Regions from separate parts of the Homo sapiens genome. Here all the other regions are linked to region 2. A link is a contact called in ENCODE Hi-C or POLR2A ChIA-PET data. All regions are on one chromosome and are shown on one strand. Each heading gives the region's core, a stretch centred on a gene start or an enhancer-like site at or near the end of the contact. The rest is flanking DNA. Distances are from core to core; before and after follow the strand shown.

Region 1 (3,933 bases), core at 814-3,313, 270 kb after region 2:
TTTTTTTTTTTTTGAAGCCTGAAAAACTTCTCATTTAAACTTGGGGTGCAAAAGGCATGTGAAGTGGGAGAGTTGCTGCCTGGACCAGCGAAGGGTTAGCCAGGGAAGGATTCAACGAAATACAAAAGCCAACACAGACCTGAAGGGGAACAGGCGGCCCCAGCAACAACTGCCAAACTGTCATTTTGCTCCGCGGCTGAACAGAAGGCTCGAGTAATGACAACCACAAAACTCATTTAAAGTCTGAAAAGGTGACTAATGAGCTCATTCATGCTGGCTATAAATTATTCACTACAACACTGATCCCACTCAAGACAAACAGTAAAGTAAACTTTAAACACAGACATCGCTGGCCTTCCAAAGTGGAACAAGTTATGCCTGTAAAAGTTTTCACAATGAGAGAGATACTTGTCTCCCCCTTGTCTATTGTCACATTCGTTCTTCTGTTTACTTTTTTTTACTGCCTTTAATCAAGTTTAAGCAGACACAGCTGTTACACATTTATTTCTCTGAGTTTTTTTCCATTAGTTATTACAAGCAATCATGATGCTCTAAAAATAGCAGCAAATTATATTCTCTAGAAATTGAAGGCTGACCTTAAAATGAAGCCCAGGTCTTCAGAAAGAATATTCATATGCACATGTTGGATAAATGACAACAATGCACAAAGGCAAAATAAAAGTACAAAGCTTTTTCCACTCTTTGAGAGGTTTTTGATTTGCTTCCAAATTTCCTTTGGTTCTGGTGGAAACAGGTTGCTTCAAAACCTTACCATACAGAACCTGCTTCCAGTGGTCATGATTCCAGTTTGAAGGATTTTCCTTCAAACTTACAATCTTAAGGCAATCAAAGAAGAAATGTTTCATTTAGGCTTTTTCAGCACAGATAAACACAGCAGCAGGTTGCTGAAAACCCACCACATTGCTGCAGACTACTTTCGGTTTCCTGTTTAATATTAAATAAAGAATTTTAGCTCTTCTGTTTTTATAAACTGTGCTATTTGCTACTACTGTCACTACTAAAAGCATTATGACTGGGTGGATAAGTAGTCCTATGATTTTCAAGCCTTCTTTTTTCTTTAATCTTAGTATCTATTTTGAAGACATCGCGAGAGTTAAGAGTCTCAAATCTGTTTAATTGATTTTTTTATTTTTAAAAGGCCCAAATAAGTACTTCCGTTAGCTCTTAGATCTCTGAACATTATGTATTTTTAAACCACTTTGAATACTTTGAAAAGGGCCACAGAAAACACTCATATTCAAATACCACCAGACGGAGGTTCTGCCTAACCAAAAGTAAAAGCAGAAAAGTTTAAAGCTGAATTGTGCCCTGCACACACCTTGAGATTGTAGGGGTGAAATGAATGGTCTTGGGCCGGGGATCTTGCTAAAGGCATGATAAATCATGCGTTGCAGGCAAATTAAGACCCAGGCTCTAACTTGAACCTCAGACTGTGCCAAACTCCATCTCCATTTAAGGAAAATGGTTTTCTCAGTTTCTTGCACATGACCTAAAGGCTTGTCCAGTCATTTCCGTTGTCTGAAATGCAAAGCAATCTTTCTTTTTTAAGTAGAGAAAGAAGAGTCCTGAAATATTTATAGGAAAGTGCTTCACTACCTACTGACAGCAATGTGGTTGGTCTCTACGTGTTTAGCACATTTTTTTTTGTTTGCTTGTTTCTTTGAGACAGAGTCTCTCTCTCTCTCCCAGGCTGGATGGAGTGCAGTGTTGTGATTTCAGCTCACTGCAACTTCTTCAGCTTCACTTGAACCGGGTTCAAGTGATTCTCCTGCCTTAGCCTCCCAAGTAACTGGGATGACAGGCGCCCACCACCACACCCGGCTAATTTTTGTATTTTTGGTAGAGACAGGGTTTCACCATGTTGGCCAGGCCGGTCTTGAACTCCTGACCTCAGGTGATCCACCCGCCTCGGCCTCCCAAAGTGCTGGGATTACAGGCATGGGCCACTGCGCCTGGCCAGCATGTTTTTTATCCATGTTTCTGTAGCTAGTCAAAAGCCATTCTTTTGACCCTCTGTGCAAGAGTTCTTGCAGCTGTTTGTTTTTGTTTTTTTATTTTGTTTCGATATGTTTTATTTTTTTAGAGCAGTTTAAGGTTCACAGCAAACTTGAGTGGGAGGTACAGAGATTTCTCATTATCCACTGCCCCAACACAAGCATAGTGCTGTGGTTGTTGTTTTGAGAAAGAATTTCACTCCTGTTGCCCAGGCTGGAGTGCAATGGCACAATCTTGGCTCACTGCAACCTCCACCTCCTGGGTTCAAGCAATTCTCCTGCCTCAGCCTCCCGAGTAGCTTGGATTACAGGCGCCCGCCACCACGTCCAGCTAATTTTTGTATTTTTAGTACAGACGGGGTTTCACCATGTTGGTCAGGCTGGTCTCAAACTCCTGACCTCAGGTGATCCGCCTGCCTCGGCCTCCCAAAGTGCTGGGATTACAGGCGTGAGCCACCACGCCCGGCTGTGTTGTTGCTTTTTTATAATCAAACAATATGTGATGTAAAAACCCAATTCCAACCAAAGAAATAGGAAAATCATAAAGAACATCGCATTGCAGTCTCTGCTGCTCCACAACTCGCCACTAACTGGATCCCTGTCACCTCTCTGTGGAAGGGTATAAAGGAAATATTGGTTTGAAACTAAGCCAAATGTCCCATCTTTTCCTAGCAATGTGTCTTGCAGGCAGACTCCACCTCTCCATTTATGGGTGGGAGACCTGGAATGTCCAGTGACGGCCCTAACACCACCCTGCTCCTAATTTTCCTAGGAAGGACCAAAGGTGATGTCAATTTTGCCTTGAGGACATTCAAGGCGCTTGAACAACAGGAGTCAAAACAATGAACACCAAGTACCCAATGACTGCGATCCAAAGGATTATAAAACATGCATAACAACAAAAGCTTCCTGCAGGCCAGGCACCGTGCCAAGAGCTTTACCTGCATTATTTATTCCATCTTTCCACCACCCTTACAGGATAGGTGCTGTCATCCTCATTTACAGATGAGGACACCAAGGCTTCAAGAAGCTCACTCATTTGCCAGAAGTGAAATGCAAACTTAAAGATCCCCATGTCCCTCTGGCCTGCACAGCCCCACCGCCTTGACCACTGCTCTCACCTGTCTATTGCTATTCTCCAAGATCTCATTTCCAAGATCACAGAATGTAACTTTCTGCTGGTCATCTCTACCTCTTAGGCTTCTTCTTCACAGTTTTGGGGTTTTTGGGAGGGAGTTTTTGTTTTGTTTTGTGGCATTGGTTTGGTTTGAGTTTTGCATAGCATTCTTCATTTTCTTTTTCTTTATTTAGAGATGGGGCAGAGGGGTCTCACTATATTGCCCAGGTCGGTCTCAAACTCCTGGGCTCAAGCGATTCTCCTGCCTTGACCTCCCAAACTCCTGGGATTACAGGCGTGAGCCAACGAGCACCTGGCCTGCATAGCATTTTTCAAGGGCTACTAATCATAGTCACCCTTTCTACCCTCACCATTACCTACAAATGCTCACATAGAAACAGACACATTTGGCTGGGCACAGTGGCTCACACCTGTAATCCTTTGGGAGGCCGAGGCGGGGTGAGTCACCTGAGGTCAGGAGTTTGAGACCAGCCTGGCCAACATGGCGAAACCCTGTCTCTACTAAAAATACAAAAATTGCTGGGCACGGTGGCTCACACCTGTAATCCCAGCACTTTGGGAGGCCAAGGTGGGCAGATCACAACGTCAGGAGTTCAAGACCAACCTGGCCAATCTGGTGAAACCCCATCTCTACTAAAAATACAAAAATTAGTTGGGCGTGGTGGTGCGGGCTTGTAGTCCCAGCTACTCGGTAGACTGAGGCAGAAGAATCGCTTGAACTCAGGAGGCTGAGGTTGCAGTTAGCCGAGATCGTGCCACTGCACTCCAGCCTGGGCGACT
Region 2 (4,475 bases), core at 337-2,836:
GGTGGATATTAGCATCCTTATTTTACAGTGGCTCGAAGTGAAGCCTGGAGAAGTTCAGTGATGTACTTAAAGTCACACAACTGATCACTTGCGGAGCAGGGACTGGAATCAAAGTCTGACTCTCAGACTTGAGGTCTTAGCTACATCACCAGACCGACCCTCCTTTGTGATTTCCCTATAACAAGGTCCCTGCTACCCATGCCTATAAGGCGTCTGTAGCACTCATCACACCTCTGATTATTTCTTTGTGTCTTTACATCTGAGCGATGTACTTTCCTTGTGCTTCCTTATCGCGAAAGTGGGAATAGTAACTACACCTGCTCCCCGTGGGTGTGGGGCTGAGGACACGAATTAATGCCTGCAGGTGCCTGGACCACGGCTTGGCCTGACAGCAATGGCTGTGAAGCTTATTCCTGGTTAGGACCCATGCTCCTTATGTCTGGGAGGCAGCTGCCTGTCTGTTAGTGCCTGGCGCCCAGCCTTCAGAAGGATGAATACTTGCAGGAGAGGAGGGTCACTTGTAGCTGAAGGGGACGAAGGGTGGACGCCAGGGAATGTTTTGTGGAAGACAAGGCATCTGACCTTGGACACAAGGGCTGAAGAATTTGGCAGGGATGGGAACTGTTCTATGGCACCATGCTGGCCCGGTTTCCTGTAAGCTCATCTACCTCGTGATCCATTTCTAAGAGTTCTGGGGAACATGACCATACTTTTCCTGCCTAGATGACCCCAACTGTAAGTACTCTTACATCCCCTCCATAGAGGGCACTCCCCACCATCATTATGAACTGTGTGGTCATGTGTCCCATTAGAGAGCTAGCTCCATGAGACAGGGTGTGGTTACTGCTAGGCCCCCAGTGGCTATCGCCGTGTCAGCACGGTGGACACAGCAGATAAACTGAGGAAGTGCGGCACAGGTGGAATCACGTGGCTGAGAGCATGAAGCTTGGGAAATGACTGTGGGTCTCCACCACCATGACTCACCGGGCACACGCTGAGGATACGGCACTGGTAGAAGGGCTGTGGGGTCAGGACCACCAGTGAGATAACAGTAGTGACAATCTCTACCCTGGCTTTTCTCCTGTCACCCTCATGGGCCTTGAGGCTCAGGGAGACTTCAGCTGCATCCCACATAGAAAGTGAAAGGGGAAGGGAAAGAGTCCCTAATGAAAAGGGTGCAGTAGGGAGTGAGGCGAAGGAGCTGCTCTCCTGGGGCCCCAGGGCCGGTGGTATTTTGCTAAATTTAGGCTGGGGGAGAGACTCCGTACTGTCGTGTCCACCAGCAAAATGTATGAGGGTCATTATCAAAACTCAGCCTTTGCTAGATGTCCGAGAGCCTCCTGATGAACCCCAACACTTACAATGTGTGCATTTGTACACGGAAGTCCCAGTGAGACCCAGAAGGGTCCCAGCTTGTGTCCTGTGCTCCGTGATCCCAGATACACACCACCTCCCCTAAATCCTTACAGACAGAGCCTGGCTTGCAAGCCACACACGCCTGTGCTCATATCCCAGTGTTGCTTACTGGTGACTTTGAGCAGGCTGTTTTACTTCTTGAAGACTCAGCTTCCTCATCTACCTTGTGGGGCTGCGTGAGGATTAAATGAACTGTCCTGAGCACAGAGCAAGGCTGTTTGTGGTGCCTGATCATGTTTTTTACTTGTGGTCCGATTCCTGCGACTTCCTGCTGCTGTGACTTGTTCACTCTGAGCAGTCTTGTTTTCTCTTTCTATTCTGGATCGGGAGGCGTATGGGAACCCAGCACCAAGTCAGAGGAAACAGGCCCTTCAAGAGGAGTTCCTCCAGGGCTTGCCTGTGAACACAGCCCCTGAGCTTTGGGGTTTGGCCTCCTCCGTATCTGTTTTCTGCAGACTTCCTATTTCTTGGCTGTGTCTTGGGTGCATAAAGATGGCTGGGATAAGATTACTTTGAGGTGTCACCAAATGTGAAACTTGGTAAATGTAATTAATCATACAGCTAGCTATTAATAGTTATTAGAGCAAACGAAAATGAAAGTCTCGTTGTATGGTCCTTTTAATTTTTGCCATTTGAGGGAACTACTGTAAAATACAAAAATAATTCACCCACTGAACTAACATCAAACAGTTTCATAGTAAATCTAAGTATACTTGAAAGAGTAAAGTGGGCTATATTTAGCTTTTAATAAATGGATTCAGTTCTGAATGTTTCTTTTAAAAAATAACTTGGGGCTTACAACTCACGTCACTACCACAGTTAAGCAGAACATGATCCCTCTCTGAACACAGATGGGGAGAATCACGAGTGGGAGAGTGAGAAATAAAGCAAGTGCTCCACAGTGCTGATTCCTGGTGAATCTAGGTGAAGGGTCTGTGCTATTCATTGTGCTTTTCTTTCCCTTTTTTCCTAAGTTTGAACATTTTTTAAATCAAAGTTTTAGGGAGGGGGAGAAATACTCTAGAACCAAAGCAATGATGTTAAACGTGAGCTCCACACTATCATAAGAGGAATGGTTTCGAGCCTGAGAATGTCTCTTTCTTTCTTAAACAGGGAGATTAGCAGCATTAAAGAGGGGGATCCAAATGGAAACTTTCTTCTTAAAGAGATCCCATGGATTAAAGGGAGAATAGAAAAGAGAATGATTCCACAGCCCCTGATTTGATGCTGTGTGGGGCAGAGTTTCCGGTACCACCTAGAATCAGACTGCATGCCAACAGAGTCCATGACCCAAGTCCCTATTGGAACACTGGCCTACTTAACCCATTTCACAGAAAAACAGAAGCTCAGAGAGCCCCATGGTTGTTGAGTGGGGTGGCCCGGACAGTCTCAAAGATGGTTCAAGCAGGAATTCAAAATATCTCCCTGTCACTCCTGAAGAAGGAAGTTTACTGTGATGAAGACAGAAAACCAATACATCCACTGATAATATTTCTGGATGAAAACAGGTACACAGACATAACTTCAGGGAGTGAGAATTAAAATATAAATGTCTCTCTTTCTCATTTGATGAAATTAACCTTCCCTGAGATTTTAGCTTGGGATTATGTAATCCATAAGTTACACACAAAACTCAGCAGGAAGTGAAAAGCTCCTTCAATTATTAATAACTTGGTGCAATGTTATTCACGATGGTGCAAGCCAGCTGCACTGACTTGGTGTCAAATGTTTCCCGCCGCAGGGATTGCCATTACAGGACAACAAATGCTTAAAAGAAACCAGCCATTCTGAACATGTTGGAAGGTGAATTTCTAACCACTTTCTTAAAAATCATTCATTAAAGTGAACATGTGATACATCCGAAATGCCTGCAATTTTTCAGTTTTAGCTGAATTTATGTGTAACGATATTGCAATTAGCATAAATCAGAGCCACCTGATTTTACTGGGCCTCTAAAAGTTTAAAGCATGTGGCTCAACAAAACCACGTGCTATTCATCTCAGATAAAACCTGGTACTCATTCTCTTGTCAAATAGTTGGAAAATATCAAACATAAAAAGAGAAATCACATTAGTTCAAACCCAGAATGAGCAGGCTTTCAGCTAACAAGTCAAGGTGTAGGTTTACGACATGGCCATCTGCCATTTTTTGTTTGTTTGTTCATTTGTTTAACCAATTAATTAGGGGTTCCACTACAGTATAATGAGCATGTGTCATCTCTGCCTCTTACCTGGTGCACTAGGAGTCTCTCTGGAACTAATGGCTCTAATTCTAAAGGATATCATGTAGGGTAGTTGTCCTCCCCAGGGATTTAGTTGAGGACTCTGATCTTTTGCCAAATGTGAAAAGTAGATGGGATTAATGGGATTGTAGAAGCAGGGGACTGGAGCAAGTTCAAAGCTTCTTTTGAAAATCAACTGCAAGTAGACATGGAAGAGAAGAGATGACCAAAGACTTCCACCTCCAGCCAAGTGGTAGAAAGACATTTGGAAGGTTCTCTTCTGACTATAATATAAAAGATCCTAGATCAAGTACAGTAACTTGTTTTAAAGGCATTGCTGAGTTCACTAGAAAATAAGGGATATTCAGAGACCCATAGAGACATACACACAAATAAAACATTTTAAAGTAACCTGCAGTGTGAGCAATCAGGCAACTAGGCAACGAAGAAAGCCAAAGTTTCTCTATAGCGAACGTCTGCCCTCGCAGTAGAACAAGAACCCAAACTCACTCAGTGGGAGGCAGGAAGGGAGCAGCAGGAAGGTTGATGCTGGCTGCTTCCTGCTTACTGTGTACCCTCTAAGGGCGTTCAAGTGGCTCCAGGTATACTGGTCCCCCAGGCTCCCCACCGAAGTTTTAAAAGCAAATCCTCTCTGAAAGAACATACTTTAAACCCAAGCCACAAGGAATTTCCACAGATAAGATTTCAAGAACATGGGTTCATAATAAAAAAACAAAAATTAAAAACATTAAACACAATGGGAATAAGCCACCATAAGCAAAGAGACAAGAGAACAGAGAAATGATAGAATCTGAACGGCAAAGACTATAAATGTTGA
Region 3 (3,951 bases), core at 637-3,136, 350 kb after region 2:
ATTGCTTCTCCAATGTTCGTGGGCCATGGATCACCTGCAGGCCCTGTGAGATGCAGGTTTCGATCCAGCAGGTGTGTGGTAGGGCTGAGATTCTGCATTTTTAACAAGCACTCAGGAGATGCCAGTGCTGCTGGCCCTGGGACCATGCACTGAGGAACAGGATCTGGAACAGCACCACTGTGCCCTTATGATTTTAGGCCTTTCCTGCCTTCCACATGACAGGCTTTGCATGTGGCAAAGAATAAAACAATCGCTATGGATTGGCCCTGTGGAGGGATGTCATATCACCTCCCTGGACACCCTCCCACCAGTTTTACATCACCTGCTATCTACCCCCAGCCTCCGCTCTACCCCCACTGATACTGCTCTGAGCTCATCTCCTACTTCCCTCCCTCTCACTCTGTTCCACCCACCCTGACCTCCCTGATAGTCTTGGAGTGGACCAGGTCCCTATCAGTACCTCCACACTGGCTGAGCATCGACCTGCCTTTCCCTCCCCTCCATCAGTGAAGGAATCTGCCCTGCCCTCTGGGTCAAAGTTATAGCACCCATGCTTGCATCTCCTGGACCTTGTTCCCTGCTTCATCTTTATCCATAGCACTTACCACTATTTGCAAATTATATACAGTTTTTTTTGTTGTTGTTTGTTTGTTTGTTTGTTTTAAGATGGAGTCTTGTTCTATTGCCCAGGCTGGAGTGCAGTGGCATGATCTCAGTTCACTGCAACCTCCACCTCCTGGGTTCAAGCAATTCTCCTGACTCAGCCTCCCAAGTAGGTGGGATTACAGGTGCCCACCACCACGCCTGGCTTATTTTTATATTTTTTGTAGAAACAGGATTTCGCCATGTTGGCCAGGTTGGTCTTGAACTCCTGACCACAGGTGATCTGCCCGCCTCGGCCTCCCAAAGTGCTGGGATTACAGGCATGATCCACCACGCCCAGCATTGTCCATCTCCCCACTAGGATGCCAGCCCCAAGAGGGCAAGGATCTGGTCTGTCTCATTCACTGCTGTATCCCAGTACAGGACACATAATGGGCACTGAAATATTTGCTGAATGAAGAAAGAGTTTAACTTTTAATGAAAACTGTAAAGTGCCAACCATCAATCTCAAGGACACCAATGAATTGTTTGCTTACATCTGCTATAAATAGTTTTAATCTGAATAAATGACTTCTTCGAGATTTCAAAATGACCCATTGTGGCAGATTGCAGGAGATAGTTTTATCCTGTCATGCAAGTATGGACATCATGGAGAAGGGCATGTTTCCCATGAAGAAGGGCATGTTCCCCATGTTTCCCAGCTCTCATTCACCAGTCAGCTTAATGGAATTCCCCCTTCCTCCCCATAGAACCCACATGGATGAGAGGCGGATAGATATCAGCAGGCAGACCTCCTCCTGGGAGAGGCCTCTCACCATGGGGGAAGATTAGAGAAAAGCAGGAGGCAGGAAGGAGAATTCCTCCATGATGCACATGAAAACCCTGAGGCTCAGGGAAGTTGAGTGACTTGCTCAAGGTCTCACTGCCAGTGAGACTGGGACTGGAACCCACGCATGCCTCCTAACTGCCGATATTCTGTATACATTGCTTCTCTTAACAAGTAGAATCTGCGACTGGTTTGAGAACAGCTTCAGTTCCAAAACTCATAAGAGGGATTCTGAATAAATCTTATGACAGCCACAGAACCAGAGAAAGTCAGATCTGCCAGGGAGCCAGCCCTGCATATGCACTGAGGGCAGCCACAGCTAAGCAGAGAGGGGTGTGTGTCCATTGCAGCTCCAGGACCCAAGCTGCCCTCTAACCTGACTGTGCATCTCCCCAGCACACAGCTCCGATCACACATGAGACCAGTGTGGAGAGGGGGTGGGTAGCTCCACCTCGACTCTCAGAGGAACCACAAGCACAGTCACACTCAGAGCGACAGGAAGTTGTCAGAGTTCAGAGACTGTAGACTGAAAAGAGTACCCAGACTAGGCACGGTGGCTCACACCGTAATCCCGGCACTTTGGGAGGCCGAGGCCAGCAGATCACTTGAGGTCAAGAGTTCAAGACCACCCTGGCCAACATGGTGAAACACCGGCCCTACTAAAAATACAAAAATTAGCCAAGCGTGGTGGTGTGCGCCTGTAAATCCCAGCTACTTTAGTGGCTGAGGCATGAGAATCACTTGAACCCGGGAGGCGGAAGTTGCAGTGAGCTGAGATCACACCACTGCACTCCAGCCTGGGTGACAGAGTGAGACTCCATCTCAAAGAAAAGAAAACAGTAACCAAATTCATCACCCCCTGCCTTTTCCCAAAGGCTTCTTCTCCTGTTCCATTACAAAAGTGCATGCCTGACCAATGCAGGCGTTCATGAGTGTCCAGAAGGTTCCCCAACTCATATTCCAATCATCCCAGCGGTAAAGCATCTCAAAAGACCTGCTTGGTGTCTTTCTTTCTTTCTTTCTTTTCTTTCTTTCTTTCTTTCTTTCTTTCTTTCTTTCTTTCTTTCTTTCTTTTCTTTCTTTCTTTTCTTTCTTTCTTTCTTTCTTTCTTTTCTTTCCTTTTCTTTCTTTTCTTTCTTTCTTTCTTTCTTTCTTTCTTTCTTTCTTTCTTTCTTTCTTTCTTTCTTTCTTTTTTGAGACAGTCTCTCTCTGCTGCTTAGGCTGCAGTGCAATGGTATAATCATGGCTCACTGCAGCCTCAACCTCTGGGCTCAAGCAAACCTCCCACCTAAGCCCCCTGAGTAGCTAGGACTACAGGCGTGCACTACTACACTCAGCTAACTTTAAAAATTTTTTTGTAGAGATAGGGTTTCACTGTGTTGCCCAGGCTGGTCTCATGGGCTCCAGCCACTGCATCCAGCCGACCTGCCTGGTTTATAACTCACATTTTAACTCACATTTACTCCAAGACCAACTTGCCCTGAAGCCTTGAGGTTACCCCCTACAGGACTGCACCTGAATTAACCTGTGCTCAGTGGTCTTTGCAGTCCTGATATGAAGAGTATTGTATTAGTCCATTCTCACACTGCTAAAAGGACATACCCGAGACTGGGTAATTTATAAAGAAAAGAAGTTTAATTGACTCACGGTTCTGCAGGGCTGGGGAGGCCTCAGGAAACTTACAATCATGGTTGAAGGTGAAGCAAACACGTCCTTCTTCACATAATGGCAGGAACAAGAAGAATAAGTGCCCAGCAAAGGAGGAAGCCTCTTATAAAACCATCAGATCTCATGAGCACTCACTATCACAAGAACAGGATGGGGAAAACTGCCCCTGATTCACTTACCTCCACCTAGTCCCTCTCATGATGCATGGGGATTAAGGGAACTACAATTCAAGATGAGATTTGGGTGGGGACGTGGCCAAACCATAAGTACAGACCCTTAGAGGCAAAAAGGACAGTTTGCTGCTTTCTCAGAGGGCACACCGCTGTTCTCAGCTCTTTCCCTACAACAAACGACCTTCTCTGTGACCCTCCAGAGCAGGACATGAAGCCATAGTGAGGGGCAGTATGACCAGCAGCTTGGGAACTGAAGGGGAAGAGACTTTTTCTCTAGGTTCTATGGCTGGGACCTGTGAATTGAACTGATAAAAGATTAACAGTAGAAAACGCATACGAATAATTATTTGATGTTAACATTTTTACACGGCATAGGGTAGGGAGAGGGGCTTTATAGAAAGACGTGAAAACCACAAGGAAGCGGTTAAATATACCATTTTAACAAAGAGAAGTAAATTGTGGAGATTGGACAAGACAAAGGAAAAGAGGGTTTGGGCTAGGGGCAGAAAATTGTGGGAAAGTGACTAGGAAATATATGAGGGAAACCCACGGAAGATAAGAGTTATTCTAGTAAGGTTTGTTTGTACAGACTCATCTCAGCATCTGCTCCCTAACTCCAATGATAAGAATGTTCTCCTCTTCCCGGTACGGGGAGGCCATCTTTCTCATGGAGAATTTATG

The links. Hi-C counts contacts between places; a loop is a spot of excess contacts on that map. ChIA-PET counts read pairs that join two places held with the same protein, here RNA polymerase II (POLR2A). Pooled maps may share reads with other maps.
Region 1: a map of GM12878 shows a loop between it and region 2 (2.2-fold over the local background). The contact joins two enhancer-like sites. A Hi-C loop is called at or near these places in 4 of 168 maps with a recorded cell type or tissue (GM12878, esophagus muscularis mucosa, gastrocnemius medialis and 1 more), 12 of 37 single-sample maps with no recorded cell type and 9 of 50 pooled maps. POLR2A ChIA-PET finds 5 or more read pairs at or near these places in 5 of 52 experiments (B cell, H1, HEK293 and 2 more).
Region 3: a pooled map shows a loop between it and region 2 (4-fold over the local background). The contact joins two enhancer-like sites. A Hi-C loop is called at or near these places in 1 of 168 maps with a recorded cell type or tissue (GM12878), 3 of 37 single-sample maps with no recorded cell type and 8 of 50 pooled maps. POLR2A ChIA-PET finds 5 or more read pairs at or near these places in 1 of 52 experiments (activated CD4-positive, alpha-beta T cell).

The regions. Positions count from the first base shown.
Region 1 is chr14:89,429,532-89,433,464 of GRCh38, forward strand. It overlaps LOC107984635 (a long non-coding RNA gene), which reads left to right. Exons shown (of 2, transcript XR_001751025.2): 2 at 1-1,541. It also overlaps a transcript of FOXN3 not described here. Among named protein-coding and RNA genes, the nearest start is that of FOXN3-AS1, 14 kb to the left of the region's middle. RefSeq lists enhancers at 1-172, 2,582-3,135. Within about 2 kb of position 2,064, at least 2 of the 41 ENCODE cell types and tissues checked have a DNase peak (open chromatin) inside an H3K27ac peak, as active enhancers do; they include B cell, where a contact is called at or near this core.
Region 2 is chr14:89,163,730-89,168,204 of GRCh38, forward strand. The region is part of intron 5 of FOXN3 (forkhead box N3); the gene reads right to left. Among named protein-coding and RNA genes, the nearest start is that of FOXN3-AS3, 180 kb to the right of the region's middle. RefSeq lists enhancers at 1,262-2,193, 1,438-1,487, 1,688-1,817. Within about 2 kb of position 1,587, at least 9 of the 41 ENCODE cell types and tissues checked have a DNase peak (open chromatin) inside an H3K27ac peak, as active enhancers do; they include B cell and GM12878, where a contact is called at or near this core.
Region 3 is chr14:89,508,690-89,512,640 of GRCh38, forward strand. It overlaps a transcript of FOXN3 not described here. Among named protein-coding and RNA genes, the nearest start is that of FOXN3-AS2, 66 kb to the right of the region's middle. Within about 2 kb of position 1,887, at least 9 of the 41 ENCODE cell types and tissues checked have a DNase peak (open chromatin) inside an H3K27ac peak, as active enhancers do; they include GM12878, where a contact is called at or near this core.